2 separate regions of the Homo sapiens genome follow, and region 1 is linked to region 2. A link is an interaction called in ENCODE POLR2A ChIA-PET data of the cell type or tissue named here. Cell type or tissue: OCI-LY7. All regions are shown on one strand. Each heading gives the region's core, and the rest is flanking DNA. Links, peaks and the distances in the headings are about the cores only.

The links. ChIA-PET counts read pairs that join two places held together with the same protein. Peaks named below come from ENCODE experiments on the same cell type or tissue, not always from the same donor. Only the 100,000 strongest peaks of a DNase experiment are listed, where the experiment ranks them.
Region 1: POLR2A ChIA-PET joins it to region 2 with 8 read pairs; 2 of 35 experiments call an interaction of 5 or more read pairs at or near these places.

The regions. Positions count from the first base shown.
Region 1 is chr3:141,787,017-141,795,087 of GRCh38, reverse strand. The region is part of intron 4 of GRK7 (G protein-coupled receptor kinase 7); the gene reads right to left. Among named protein-coding and RNA genes, the nearest start is that of GRK7, 28 kb to the right of the region's middle. In OCI-LY7, for the core only: a CTCF peak has its summit at 5,629; no DNase peak of the experiment used is centred there.
Region 2 is chr3:142,091,054-142,099,124 of GRCh38, reverse strand. It overlaps TFDP2 (transcription factor Dp-2), which reads left to right. Exons shown (of 13, transcript NM_001178139.2): 3 at 5,998-6,064. Among named protein-coding and RNA genes, the nearest start is that of TFDP2, 54 kb to the left of the region's middle. In OCI-LY7, for the core only: no CTCF peak of the experiment used is centred there; a DNase peak (open chromatin) is centred at 3,084; H3K4me3 peaks cover 2,442 bases; H3K27ac peaks cover 4,000 bases.

The DNA.
Region 1 (8,071 bases), core at 2,348-6,347, 310 kb after region 2:
ACTCCAGGTCCTCATGTTGGGCTGGGTGCCCTTCCTATGTACCCAGCTCAGACAACCCTGATCACACCGTATTATCACTGCCCATGTCCTTGTCCATCCCTTTCCTCTCCTGGAACTTCATGAAGGCAGGCATTTGTTTGCCTGGTTCCCTGTTTAGTATTCAGGGTCTTTGTTTGCCTGGTTCCCTGTTTAGTACTCAGGGTCTAAGTCTGTGCTTGTGACACAGCCTTATCTAACAAATCATTCTTGACACCCCATCTCCCTTAACCCCGTATCCAAACCATCACTGAGGCCTATTCACTCTGAAATATTATATCGCCCCAATTCATCCACTGCGTTCTGTCTCCACTACTCCCTCTGTGGTCTGAGCCCCATCACCTCTTACCTGGATTACAAAGACCACAAACTACCTGAATCTCCTCCAATCTGTTTCACTTCACCTGGGGTAATCTTTTCAAAACAAAATTTGAAACATGTTGTCCCCTTCATGAAACCCTGCCACAGCTTTTCCAGTGATCAGAGACGATCACCCAAAGTCCTTAACATGGCCCATAATGCCAGGTTCCGTCTGGCCCCTGCCACCTCTCCATCTTCATTTGAACCACATTTCCTCTTACGATGTGCTTTTCATTTCCTGGCTTCCTTTTCATTTCCCCTAAAGCAAGAGATACTTGCCCAGACTATTCCCATGGCCTGAAATGCTCTTCCCCACCTGTGGGGGCTACTTGGCTCCAATCCCCTCTTCAGGTTCTTGGCCCCCACCCTCCAGCTGCTGGTGCCAGGCCAGTTTCCAGTGCCCATGGACAGGGCCCTGTGCTCAGAGGCATACCTTTACTGGGGTTTAATGCTGTTTGTAATCATTTATCTTTGAATTTGTGTCTTTTAAGTGAAGTCCAATAAGCCAATAGAGCCGTACTTGGAGCCTCAGCTCACACAGTCCCCCTCCTGCCACCTGCTTGCCTCCCCGGGATGGGTTCATGGCTGTCTGCTTCCCCACCTCCCACTTCTACCCCCACCCTCACCCAGTGACTATTGCCACTTTCTGCCTGGTAGGGGCCTGGACTCAGGTGCAGGGAGGGCTGGGGTCAGGCACATGCTTCCTCAGGTCCAGTCGTGGGTTGGAGCCCTGGGTGTCTGTGAGGGTCTCTACTCACTCTTTGAGTATCCCAGAGCCTGGGGAAGTATGACATTAAATAGCAAATCCAAACCCTATGGCTGGTTGAAAAATAGAGCATGAAAGGAGGCTTTTTCCCGATATTTGAAGAAGAGGCCCTATATTTTTATTTCACAGTGAGCCCCCAAATTTATGCAGCCATGCCTGGCTGGGGCCACTGCTTGCTGATGGCTCACAGCTGCACCCCTCCCTGGGAACTGCCTTCTGCAGCGGGGATGGCATCCCAGGCTTCCGCCCCCTTCTGGCAGCTACTCACAGTCACTGACTGCATCCTTAGGGATACACAAGTCTGGACCCCACCTCAATTTGGGCCAACTCAGAAGAGTCATCCCAACTCCAGAGCTCCCTGAAGGATGGCTGAGGTCTTAGTCCCCACCGCCTGCCGCACTAGGGGTGAGGTTCTCTCTGCCCAGTCCTGCCTTCCTCATGGCTGCATCTCAGGAGAGCACTCCTGAGTAGAAGAAACAAACTCAGTTTCTCCCACAATACTCTCAAAACACAAACCAGCCAGCAATCCATTCTGCAGCAGATGCGAGCTGGATGTCCTCTAATTCAAATCCATTATGACACTATCTCCTGGAGACAGTGCCAGGTCCTACAGGGTGAGGGCTCAGTCCCCAAGGCTGCCTCTAGGCTTTGAATGCCAGTGGCAAGTCCAGGCCTTCAAAACTTCTGACCCACCAGCTGTAAATTGAGGTCCCCACAAACCTCTCTTTGGGTTCAATTAATTTGCCACAGCAGCTCACAGAATGCAGGGAAACACTTATGTTTTCTGGTTTGTTATAAGGGATATTTTAAATGACACAAATAAGCAGCCAAATGAAGAGTCATACAGGACCAAGTCTGGAAGGGTCCCAAGTTCAGAAGCTTCTGTCCCCATGGAGCTGGGGTGAGCCACACTCCCAGCACGTGGATGTGTTCTTGTTCATCTTCCTGGAAGCCTCCACGTGATTGGCTATCAGGAAGCTCTCTGAACCCTGCCCTTTTGGGTTTTTATGGAGTCTTCATTACACAGGCATGATTGATAAAATCATTGGCCATTGGGGGATAGGCTGAAAGTCCTAACCCTCTAATCCTACCTTGGCTTTTCTGGTGACCAGTCTCCATCCTGCAGCTTCCTAGGGGCTGCCAGCCATCAGTCAACTCATTAATATACAAAAAGATGCTTTTCACTTTGAAGATTTGGAGTTGTATGCCAGAAAATGGGATGAAGACCAAACACATATTTCACAATATCATAGCTCCCCAATATCTTCCATGTGTAAATCTGTCTCAGTCTGTTTCCAGGGAGCCCAATCTGAGACACCACCGGAACCTCTTTGCTGAGTGAATTCCTTTCCTTCTAGTATCATGTAAGTTGAATTTCCCATGTGGTTTACTTTTTGATTTTCACATATTAAGTCAAATCCTCCTTGGAGAGCCCAATGTACCATGTCTTCCCAGCATTTATCATAAGTGATATTTAATACTTATTTGAATGATTATTAAGTTCCCTTTTTTTTTTTTTTTTGAGACAAAATCTTGCTCTGTTGCCCAGGTTGGAGTGCAGTGGCATGATCTCCACTCACTGCAGCCTCCGTCTCTTGGGTTCAAGCAATTCCCCTGCCTCAGCCTCCCGAGTAGCTGGGACTACAGGCATGTGCTACAATGCCCGGCTAATTTTTTGTATTTTTAGTAGAGACAGGGTTTCACCAGGTTGGCCAGGCTGGTCTCGAACTCCTGACCTCAAGTGATCTGTCCGCCTCGGCCTCCCAAAGTGCTGGGATTACAGGCATGAGCCACCACGCCCAGTCTGAATGTTTATTAAGTTCTATCTTCCCCACTAGACTGTAAGCTTCATGAAGGCAGGAATCATGTCCATTTTCTGCTCTTCCTTCTATCCCTCAATTTTTTTTTTTTTTTTTTTTTTTTAGATGGAGTCTCGCTCTGTCTCCCAGGCTGGAGTGCAATGGCATGATTTCGGCTCACTACAACCTCCGCCTCCCGGGTTCAAGCGATTCTCCTACCTCAGCTTCCCAAGTAGCTGGGATTATAGGGGCCCGCCACCACACCCAGCTAATTTTTGTATTTTTAGTAGATACAGGTTTTCACCATGTTGGCCAGGCTGGTCTGAAACTCCTGACCTCAAGTGATCTGCCCACCTTGGCCTCCCAAAGTGCTGGGATTACAGGCATGAGCCACGGCACCTGGCTATCCCTCATATTTAGAACAGTCCTGGCATGTGGGAAACACTTGATACATGTAAGTTGAATAAACAAGTGAGTGAGTGAGTGAATAAAGGCATGCCTTTTGGATGAAGGAATGTTAAAAGTAATTACAGACTGTAATGAATATTTTTGAATGCCCTTGGTAGTGGTAAATAATTTAAGAATAGATTTCAAATTTCTGTAGGGGTCAAAAGTTAGTAGGAATTAAATTTGGTCAATGCTGGTGGTAATCCTTTTGGTCAGGCCAAAGTGTGACCATGACTTCATGCCTCATGTGACCAGAATGCCTCTCCTGTATGTCTTTCTTAAGCTAGATCTCAGAAGTGAGCACTTAAAGAAAAAAAAAACTGGGGGGCATGGTCATGATGGTTGTGACATATGGAGGCATTAACTCCCAAGAAAACATGTTCAGAGGTCTTTTAAAAATCACCTTTCCAGTATGTCTCTAGCATTGTATTTGGTACAATAGATGCTTCGAAATAAATATAATACCAAACCTCTGTCTCCCATTATCCCTCTGAATGTGAGGAGTTGGTCAGAGACTTCAAGGCAGGACCAGGTATCTAAACATGTAACAAGCTTCTGGGTCACTATTCTAACCTCATTCCCATTCCTAACAAAATAGCAAATTTTAAAGACTCATATTGCATAATACCTGAAGGTCACTGCTCACCAAATAGAATTCTGAATTTAAAAAGTACAAGCATGATCCTCACTCCCCAATATTCCTATTATATTTACTTGGAATCTTTTACAATGATACAAACTAGTTTCACTGTGTGCATGTAGATGTCAACTGAGCACAGGCAGAAGTGCTTATCACATTTATTAAAAGTGCATGTTGACCGGGCGCGGTGGCTTACGCCTGTAATCCCAGCACTTTGAGAGGCCGAGGTGGGCAGATCACCTGAGGTCAGGAGTTCCAGACCAGCCTGGCCAACATGGTGAAACCCCGACTCTACTAAAAATACACAAATTAGCCGAGTGTGGTGGTGGGTGCCTATAATGACAGCTACTCAGGAGGCTGAGGCATGAGAATTGCTTGAACCCTGGAGGCAGAGGTCGCAGTGAGCCAAGATTGTGCCATTGCACTCCAGCCTGGGCAACAGAGCAAGACTCCATCTAAAAAAAAAAAAAAAAAAGTGCATGTAGACAGTGGCTGGAACATGTTTAATTGTGCTGCACCTATGGGTAAGAAGCTGGCTCTGAAATATTAATGGCCGTCATTCCCTGTGTAGGTGGGGCTGATCCTTTTCTGAAGTCTTCCTTTCTTAGAAGTTCAGCTAGGCTTGTGGTTGGTGTCCATATCAGACCAGACTGGGAAGATATGCTAATGTCATCACATGCACTTATTCTGTCTGAGTCTTACTAAGTGAAAAGCCTTTTATAGCATTAAAAACCATAATGCTGGCTGGGTGCGGTGGCTCAGGCCTGTAATCCCAGCACTTTGGGAGGCCGAGGCATGCAGATCATGTCAGGAGATCAAGACCACCCTGGTTAACTCGGTGAAACCCTGTCTCTACTAGAAGTATAAAAAATTAGCTGGGCGTGGTAGCATGCGCTTGTAATCCCAGCTACACGGCAGGCTGAGGCGGGAGAATCACTTGAACCTGGGAGACGGAGGTTGCAGTGAGCTGAGATCGTGCCACTGCACTCCTGCCTGGGCTACAGAGTGAGACTCTGTCTCAAACAAACAAACAAAAAAACATAAGGCTATATGTTGCCATGTGCATGAACTCAATAAGATGGAGTCAAAACTGTGAGCGCTTTTAAATCTGATGTGCCTGGAATCATATCACATACTAGTACTGTGACTTTGGGTCTCAATTTCCCTACCTGTACAATGGAGCTCAGAACAGTACCTAACTCAGAATCTTTTTGTAAAGGGTCCCAAGAGGCTCAGCTCATATGTAGAAAAGAGTTACCTACTTGGAACTCTTAGGTCTCATCATCCCGTGATTAAGGGGTCAGAAAGGTTTTAAACTTTTCAAACCATTGAGGTAACAGCAGTTATTAGGGGCCTCCACTGTTTTGTGTTTTTTTTTTTTTTGCCCATTTGGCATCCAGTCCCCATCTTTTGCATTGTGATTTTCCTGTGGGGAACACATTCTTCTGCTCTCGATCCATGAGATTTACGTGGGACAGACCTTCCTCTGGCTCCTGGGACAGGCAGTGATCTAGTCTCGGCCAATGGGATTGGTTGTGGTTGGACATGTGACCTGAGTTGTCCAGTGAGCGCCCTCTCTGGGAACTGTGAAGGAACTATTCATAAAGAAAATGTTTTCCCTCTGTGGGAGTGGTTCAGTTGGTAGGAAGTGTATGGGGCGACTGGTGGCTCCCGTGCAGGGAGTACCTGCCTGAGAGTGAGGGCAACACAGAGAAGAGCGAAGCTGGGAAACAGAGACAGAGACTCCCAGGGACACTGCTCAGACACCTGGATCAGGCCAGGGCTTCCTAGTTATGTAAACCGTTAATTTCATTTTTCTGAAGTAACATAGTTCTGTCCCATAATAACTCTGATTGATAGTCCAGTAAATCACAGTAACCTACTCTATCTGTTCATCTTTTGAGTTTAAAACTTCTTTCCTCCTAGGCCAGGTGCAGTGGCTCACACCTGCAATCCCAGTACTTTAGGAGGCTGAGGCAAGTTGATCACATGAGGCCAGGAGTTCAAGACTAGCTTGGCCAACATGGTGAAATCCCATCTCTACTAAAAATACAAAAATTAGCCAGGCATGGTGGCGCTTGAACCTCAGCCAGGCGTAGTAGTGCTTGAACGTGAGAGGTAGAGGTTTCAGTGAGCTGAGATCACACCACTGCACTCCAGCCTGGGCGACAGAATGAGACTTTGTTTCAAACCAGCAAACTTCTTTCCTCCAGATAATTCAAAGACTATCTCATAGACTCAAAAGTGGTAGCAATTGCAGAGACGTCTTAAGGCCCACTTGAGAGGGCAGACATGGTGAATGAGTGATGAAGCTGGGACAAGAGCTCAGGTTTCAGCCTCCCAGGCCAATGCTCTTCAGCCCCGGCATCTCCTTGCGTGTCTGCCTCAGTCTCTCAAACCTGGGCAGACCTGCTCCTTTCCATCCTTGAAGCACCTCCCGGAGTCACTACCCAGCTACCAGCTGCCAGAAGACCCCACGGGGCAGAAGTCACCGTGTTCTAGGAGCTGTTCTCTGTCCCCTAGCCCTCCACTGAGGACAGCCCCATTTTAAGAGAAGCATGTAAAGGTCTGGATCTTGATGGAGCCCAGGTAAGAGGCCAGGGGGCTGAGCTCTGTTTAGAGCCCAGGACCCAGCCTCAGGCCCGCATTACCTCATATGCAGATTATTACAGTAGCTCTTGGTGGGTTCCCGTTTCTCCCCAGCTCTAGTCTCTTTCTCTTTCATTTTAGATAGTGTCAGAATCATCTTCCTAAGGAATCACTCTGGTCATGGCACTTTCTTGTTCAAAAACCTTCAATGGCTCCCTACTGCCTGTAGAACAACATCCAAAGTACTTTACCCAGTGTCCTTCAGTGGCGAGAAAGGGCCTGTGCCCCCCCAGGGAGGCACAGCTCATACCCAGGGAAGAGTTACCCACTTGGAAGACTCATGTCCAAAGTTCTAAATTCAATTACAGCCTCCAGTTCTATTAAAATAGGCAGTAGGTATTATTTGTTTTTGTTCTCGTTTTTTGTTTGTTTGTTTGTTTAGAGACAAGGTCTTGCTCTGTCACTCAGGCTGGAGTGCAGTGGTGTGATCACGGCTACCTGCAGCCTCAAACTCCCAGGCTCAAGCAATCCTCCTGCCTCAGCCTCCTGAGTAGCTGGGATTACAGGTGCATACCATCATGCCCAGGTAATTTTTTTTTTTTTTTTTAAGAGACAAAGTCTTGCTATGTTGCCTAGACTGGTCTCAAACTTCTGGCCTCAAGGGATTCTCCCACCTTGGCTTCCCAAAGTGTTGGGATTACAGGCGTGAGTCACAGCACCTGACTGGTGGTAGGTATTCTGATTCCTGTGAGAAAGGAAAATATTATCCCTCTAACAGTGTCCAGCACCTTGATATCTTCTCTATTAATTTTTTTTTTTTTTTTTTGAGGCAGAGTCTCACTTTGTTGCCCAGGCTGGAGTGCAGTGGCGCAATCTTGGCTCACTGCAACCTTCTGCCTCCCAGGTTCAAGCAATTCTCCTGCCTCAGCCACTTGAGTAGCTGGGATTACAGGTGCCTGCCATCATATCTGGCTAATTTTTGTATTTTTAGTAGAGATGAGGTTTCACCATGTTGGCCAGGCTGGTCTCAAGCTCCTGACCTCAGGTGATCCACCCGCCTCAGCCTCCCAAACTGCTGGGATTATAGGCATCAGCCATAGCACCCAGCCCTTCTCCACTAATTTTGATGCTACCCTACAATATTTCTCTGGCTACCTTCCTTTATTAACTATTTGTATGAGTTTTCTACTGATGTGTAACAAATTACCACAAACTTAGTAACTTAAAACAGTTCATTTATTAGCTTGCAGTTCCGTAGGTCAGAAGTTCTGGCACAGCATGGCAGGGCTCTTTGGTCATGGACTCACAAGGCTAATAAAATGGAGATGTTGGTCAGGCTACATTCTGATCTGGAGCCCAAGGTCCTCTTCCAAGTGTATGTGGTGATGGCAGAATTCAGTTCACTCTGGCTGTAGAAAGGAGGCCCCTGTTTCC
Region 2 (8,071 bases), core at 1,308-5,307:
GGAAGAGATTGCCCTCTTACAGAGGCATTACTAACCATGTATTCAAATATGTACATTTTAAATTTTCTCATTTTACATGTCTCTGATGACAACAGTTTTTTTGTGAAGAGTTACTTTTGTCTTATCCATGCTTTATTAGGTCTCTTATAGTTGCAAATGATCGAAACCCTATCAAAACAGCTTAACACAAAAAGTGGAATGTATTGACTTATATAATTGAAAAGTCTAGAGGCTGCTTCAAACACATCTAGATTCCAGGGATCAAACGATGATGTCAGGGGTCTGTCTTCTTCCATCTTTAGGCCTTCTGTATGGTGGCATAATGGCTTGCATTGGCCTCATAATACTTGTCTCAGAAGGAGAGAGAGAACTTTTGTGTTTTAAAGAGATGGAGTCTGGCTATGTTGCCCAGGCTGGTCTCAAACCCCTGACTTCAAGGGATCTGCCTGACTTGGCCTCCCATAGTGCTAGGATTACAGGTGTGAGCCACTGCACCTGGCCCCTTTTTAGTATTTATGTTTCAAAATCTACGGAGAAGTTTGAGTTGACCTTGCTTAAACTCCGTGGAGATGGAAGTGGGATACGGTAAGTGGCCAGGCTTTGAGTCATGAGCCCACTTTGAGCCTCTAAGATTAATTGTCTTACTAGAACTACATGAGATGTAGGATTGATCACTTTGCAAAAGGAAGAGGTGAGGAGCTGGCAACATATTTATTGTATCTGGGGTGAAATTGCTATCAAATAGTATCTAGTATCCAGTAATATTTTTCTAGACCAAAAATGCAGTTGTGTTCTAATTTAAGCAATAATACAGTAAATAATTTGAAATATAATTTTTGAGGGTTTTTTTTTTTTGCCTTGTCAATGAATCTTTAAGAAAAACATGTAGGCTGTAATACTCATTATGGAAAAATTAGAAAATACAGATAAAGAAAAGAAAAAATAGCCTAGAGACTGTCAGCAAAATTTTGCTTAGGAAGATATCTGATTTGTATACAAATTTGTATATGTAGCAATCAAAATGTATAGACATTGGCCCAGCGCGATGGCTCACGCCTGTAATCCGAGCACTTTGGGAGGCCAAGGCAGGCGATACTTGAGGTCAGGAGTTCGAGACCAGCCTGGCCAACATGGTAAAACCCCATCTCTACTAAAAATACAAAAATTAGCTGGGTGTGGTGGCAGTGTGCCTGTAATCCCAGCTACTTGGGCCAGAGGGGCTGAGGCAAGATAATCACTTGAACCTGGGAGGCAGAGGTTGCAGTGAGCCGAGATCGTGCCACTACACTCTAGCCTGGGCAATAGGGACTATAAATTGCTGGGTTTATGGACATGAGCCACCGTGCCTGGCTACTATTTAATTTCTGTGATGAATGCATTTTCTTATCTTGATATCTCTGGAACATCATTTTAAGTGTCTATTTTAGTTTAGTTTAGTTTGGGACAGGGTCTTGCTCTGTTGCCCCGGCTGGAGTGCAGTGGCATGATCATGGCTCACTGCAGCCTCCACCTCCTGGGCTCAAGCGATGCTCCCACCTCAGCCTCTCCAGTAGCGGAACTACAGGCACCTTGCCCACTTAATTTCTTCTTTTCTTTGTAGGGACAGGATCTCACTATGTTCCTTAAGGCTGGTCTCAAACTCTTGGGCTCAAGCAATCTTCCTGCCTTAGCCTCCCTAGGTGCTCCTATTACAGGCATGAGCCATGGTGCCTGGCCTAAGTGGCTATTTTATGTTATTTATTGTATGGATATTACACCAGTTTCCTAATATTGACCATTAAGTTACTTCTGCTTTTTTCCTTTTTGGAACATTTTGTCTGTTTTTGCTCACTCATCATATTATCTCCAGAAGAAAAATTCTATGAAATTACTGAGCCAAAGTGTGTATAATTTTTTAGAGCTTTTGATTCATATTGCTAAGATTGCACAGATTTATATATATACTTGTGGTATATGAAAGTGACATTTCTTTTTATATGTTTATAAATCTTTGCCAATTTAATCAGCAAAAAATGGTGTGCAATTTATTACATTTCTCTGATTACTAGTTAAGTAAACTAACATTCTGTATGTTTATTGGTCATTTGCATTTCTCTTTTGCATATGGTCTGTGTCAGGGTTGAAGTGTTGGAAGCCATTGCCATTTGGATGACAACCCACACTTAAATATTGCTTTGGCATATTAATAGATATATTTTTGCCAAATTAACAGATAAATTTACATAATCATTTGACTCGATCCTATGAGCTCTTTAGTTTGTCTTGCACATACGTTCTATCATTCCCATTTTGTAGTGACCGTTCCACGATCACCTTGCCTGTGAAAGGTAGAGCTTAACTGAGCACAGATGATCTTACTCTGAACATTTCAGTAATGTTATGTCAGTCAGAAATGTTGAATATCAATGAAATTACAATATTATTAGTCAATATGATCTGATTCTTAAAAATTGAACTTAAATACTTTGAATTCAGTAAACGCATAGTGACTGGTTATATAGTACACAACACAGCATTGGAATACCCACTATAGTAACCATTTTATATATATGTATCTTATAACATCATGTTTTATACCTTAAATACAGACAATACAATTTATTTTTAAAAATTGAGAAAAAAGAGAGGAATACTCAGCATATTTTCCTCAGGACATGATTAGGCAAAGAATTTAACATGAAATATGAGTTCACTTTTTTCTCTTGTTCATTGAAAGATAAGTCCTTTTTAAATAGGTAGAATAAGGGAAGAATGGCTAATATTTTAGGATGCTTTCGCTAGCCAACTTTTTCTACTCTCAAATAATACAGTTTTTTTGAATCTTTACAAAATGTTTATGATAGTAGAAATTAATACATATTTTGAAGTTTTAATTAAATATATTTTGGTTTTATATATAAGCTTTAAATACAAACACCTCCCCTCCATCTATGAGACTAAGATTAGCATGCAGTATGGACTCACAATTGACTTTTATCTTTTTGGAGTACAATTTGTTGGTTCTTAAGATGCAGGTGTACAGCTGCTTAAAAAGTTTCCACATTCGTTGGCTGTTTTACTCTGCAGAAGTTGGATATTAAGAGCAGGTGTTTAAGCATAACGGTAACCCAGTAACTGAACTCTCTATTATGAATATGTGGTTTTAGTTGAGGTTTTTGAGGTTTAGTTGAGGTTGTATAATAACAAAAAGGTATAAACTGATCCTTTTGAAGTTATTATAATACATGTATTTAAATGGTTATATTGTATCAAGCATGGAATTTATTAAAGGCTGTCTTTGCCTTCTTTGCTTTCTTTTTAAAGTAGAACACCAACAAGTTTTGCCTCTGTCATCTTCCTATAGCAGAAGAGTTTAAAAAGGAGGGGGGAGTTATTAGTAATGGCACAATAAACTCTTCAACAAATCAACAAGTTGGATATTTAACATTATTTGTGAGCAACTGAAGAGCCATAACATATAGTTATTTGTTGCAAATTTTGTTGGAAAGTATTGTCTTTATTTCTAACTGAAAAGTGATAAGAAGCTGGACAAAGTTAAGTATCTGCACTATTATCTACATAGAATTAAGAGGCCATTTTCTAGATGACTTAGTCTCAGCTACTGTCATAAAAATTTGATGATGATAGATTCTAGAGATTTGCATCAAAATCACTTGTTAGGATATGAAAAATATGTAAAAATATTACTGCTAACATACTTCTTGACAGAAAGAAACAGCTATTAGTAGAGCATTTGAATTCTTAGTAGAGCATTGAATTATCAAATAATGAAATAATTAGCTCTTACATTGATATTATAAACTATCAAATAATTGCTTATGAAAAATATAAATACAGCCAGGCGTGGTGGCTCACGCCTGTAATCCCAGTACTTTGGGAGGCCAAGACGGGTGGATCACTTGAGGACAGGAGTTTGAGACCAGCCTGACCAACATGGTGAAACCCTGTCTCTACTGAAAATACATAATTAGCTGGGCGTGGTGGTGGACGCCTGTAATCCCAGCTACTTGGGAGGTTGAGGCAGGAGAATTGCTTGAACCCGGGACGCAGAGGTTACAGTAAGCCGAGATTGTGCCACTGCACTCCAGCCTGAGCAACAAAAACGAAACTCCATCTGAAAAAAAAAAGAAGAAGAAAAATATAAGTAGTCAGTGTTTAGAACAATAAGTGGATAGTTATAAAGTTATAAAGCTTTGTGTGCTTTAAAATCTTTTCAGATTGCTGGAGATCTGATGTGCTGCACAGTGATGATAATTAATAGTACTGTATTGTGTGCTTGTAATTTGCTAAAAGGATAGATCTTAAATTGAATCTTCGCAACACACATATACACAATAATAGCTATATAGAGGTAATGGATATGTCAGCTTGACTGTGGTGATCATTTTACAATGTATACATATATCAAAACATCAAGATGTACACCTTAAGTGTATGCCATTTTTATATATCAATGATATCTCAGTAAAGGGGTTAAAAAATCCTTTCCATGTGGTAGTGTCTTGAAAGTATAGTTTGAGGGCTGGGCGTGGTGACTGATGCCTGTAATCCCAGCACTTTGGGAAGCTACGGTGGGCAGATCACTTGAGGTCAGGAGTTCGAGACCAGCCTGGCCAACATGGTGAAACCCCTTCTCTACTAAAAATACAAAAATTAGCTGGGCGTGGTGGCAGGTGCCTGTAATCCCAGCTACCTGGGAGGCTGAGGCAGGAGAATCACTTGAACCCGGGAGGCGGAGGTTGCAGTGAGCCAAGATGGTGCCATTGCACTCCAGCCTGGGCCACAAGAGTGAAACGCCATCTCAAAAAAAAAAAAAAAAGTACAGTTTGAGGTATCATACCACAAACTTGTGATGTTACAAGTTAGTGTAATGTAACAAAATTGTAATGTTTCAAGGTTACAAATCTTCAATGCTTACAAAAAGTATTTGATAGTAATAATAGAGCCAATTTTTGGATGTTTGCGTTCTGCCAAGTTTTCAAAAATTGAGGGTTTTTTTTCCTCCAGGCTTTGTAATATATTTCTGATATTCTGTTTGATGATATTCCTGTATTCAGCTCTGTGATGCCAAGTAGTGTAGTGGATATTACCTTAAATGAAATAAATTATCTAAAAGTGAATTCATAAATACTTGCTGTGGGTAGTCCCTCAAGTATAATACTGACAGTAACGTATGCTGACATGGATTGAGCAGTATGTGCCAAATCCTGTGCTATATGCTTTACATGAATTATCTCATTTAGTCTTTATAACAACCTGAATTGCTAAGTACTGGTATCACCCTCCAATTTACAGATGAGGAAATGCATGACTTGACCAAGGCCAAACCCCTAGTAGGCTTGATGGTCCAGAATATGAATCCAAGCAGTTGGACTTAAGGCCAATGTATTTTACTTCTGCATTGTGGTATTAATGGTCTTTATTTGATTCCTCACATGTCATAGTATTGAAAGCATTTTAGATAGTGATTAAGAATAGTACAAATTAAGGGCAACAGTGGGGATGGAATTTTGAAATATCTATTGGCAACTTCATGGCTGCCACATTACTTACTTGCTTTCAAAGAACTGTCAGTAAAATCTGTAAAATCTCAGTTCTGCTCATAAGTAATAGTATTTCATTAATTTTTATCTTAAGCTGGACAATTCATATTCCCCTCACCTTTTTTTTTTTTGAGACAGGGTCTCACTCTGTCATCCAGGCTGGAGTGCAGTGGCATGATCTCAGCTCACTGCAACACCTCTGCCTCCCAGGCTCAAGCAATCCTCCGACCTCAGCCTCCCAAGTAGTTGGGACTACAGGCAATATTCTTCCCCTTTTAAATAATATGTCAACATTTCATTTTAAAATAATACTCCTGTGGTTAATATAATTAATTCATTTGATGTGGCTATATATATTTGATATGGATGTCTGATGGAAGATATAAAATAGCTTGTTAAGTGAACACATACTACTTAATATTCTATTTTTAACTTTTTAAACGGTTTTATTCAGGTTGGTTTGACTTCCACAAATGCAGAAGTAAGAGGATTTATAGATCAGAATCTCAGTCCAACAAAAGGTAAGGATTATTGAATAAAATTTTTCTGAATTAAGTTAGTTTTATTGCATTTGTTTTGTAAAATATGCAGCTACATGAATTACTTTATGTATAATAATTTTATGATATTAGCACGTTGTTCCATGCCACATAACTTGTGCTGTATGAAAGTCATTTACCTCTGACAGACGGAGGATTTTTGTGTGTGATTTTTCTCTTTCCTAAGAGATCTCTAAGATCCCTTATCAATGATCTTATTACAATTGAAACTGTTCAGACCACTTTTTTCTTGATTTTCTTGTTTGACAATCCTACTTTCAAATGGTTTAAGTTGTAAGGAAGTACAGTAGAGAAAATACGTATATATGTGTTTTGTATATTTTATATACGTGTGTATGTGTGTATTTCTTTGACTAATATATGTCTTACTGGAAGAATGCTTATATCAGAAATCTGGCCCACTGGCTTGGTGCAGTGGCTCACACCTGTAATCCCAGCACTTTGGGAGGCCGAGGCAGAAGGATCACTTGAGCCCAGGAGTTTGAGACCAGCCTGGGTAACATAGTGAGACTCTGTCTTTACAAAAACTTAGCCGGGCATGGTGATGTGTACCTGTAGTCCCAGCTATTCAGGAGGCCAGTGTAGGAGGATTGCTTGAGCCTGGAAGGTTGAGGCTGCAGTGAGCCATAATCATGCCACTGTACTCCAGCCTGGGTGACAGAATGAGACCTTGTCTCAAAAGAAAAAAAAGTATTCTGACCCACCAGTACAAGAACTTACACAGGAACCAGCAGTATCTTTCAATATGTCTCTTTGAACAATATCTTGTGGTATATAGAGATACATGCTGAAATGTCTACGGATGAAATTATATGATGTCTGGAATTGGCTTCAAAATAATCCACTAGGAGAAGGAGGGTAAAGTGGGTGGTATTATAGATAAAACAATATTGTCTTAAGTTGATTATTTGTTTAAGTTAGGTAATATTTCTGTGGGGTTTCATTATTCCTTTCCTTTCTCTTTTGTGTGTATTTGAAATTTTTCATTATAAACTGTAGGAAAAAGATCTATTACAATACAAATAGCTATGAGAGAAACATCAGCTTCCTTAAAGGGTTTATGTCTAAGGTGGGAGACGTACTCTAGAGCAGAGGTCCCCAATTCCCAGGCTGTGAGCTCATGGCCTGTTAGGAACCAGGCTGCATAGCAGAAGGTGAGCGGCCAGCAAGTGAGCATTAGATTCTCATAGGAGGGCGAACCCTATTGTGAACTGCACATGGGAGGGATCTGGGTTGTGCAGTCCTTTAGAGAATTTAATGCCTGATTATCTGAGGTGGAACAGTTTCATCCTGAAACCATCCATCTCTCTCCACCCCCATCCATGGAAAAATTGTCTTCCACGAAACTGGTCCCTGGTACCAAAAAAGGTTGGGGACCACTGTTCTAGAGAGCAGGCTAGAGACATCTATATTCCAATATAAAAATGTCTAGCTTATTTTATTTATTTTTTTTTTGGTGGCAGAGTCTCACTCTGTTGCCCAGGCTGGAGTGCAGTGGCATGATCTTGGCTCACTGCAACCTCCACTTCCCGGGTTCAAGTGATTCTCCTTCCTCAGCCTCCCAAGTAGATGGGATTACAGGCACATGCCACAATGCCTGGCTACTTTTTGTATTTTTGGTAGAGACAGGGTTTCCACGGTTTCACCTTGTTGGCCAGGTTTAAGCCACCACACCTGGCCTAGCTTAATAATAGTAATAGTCTGTGGGAATGATTCTGAGAGTTAAGGTATGTATTATGAGGCCATTTAAGAGATACTTTAAGCCTCAATGCTCCTCATTTTTTTTCCCACATGACAACATTCATAGAAAATGATAACATTTGTGGGATGCACTAGGGCTAAACAAAAAGGCTGCTTAAGGTCAGGATTAAGCTACCTAAAAGCTTCAGCTGCCCGAGGCCACTCCAGACTGCCGTGAGGGCTGAGGGACTCCATTCTTTTGTATACCCATAGCTTATTCACAACACG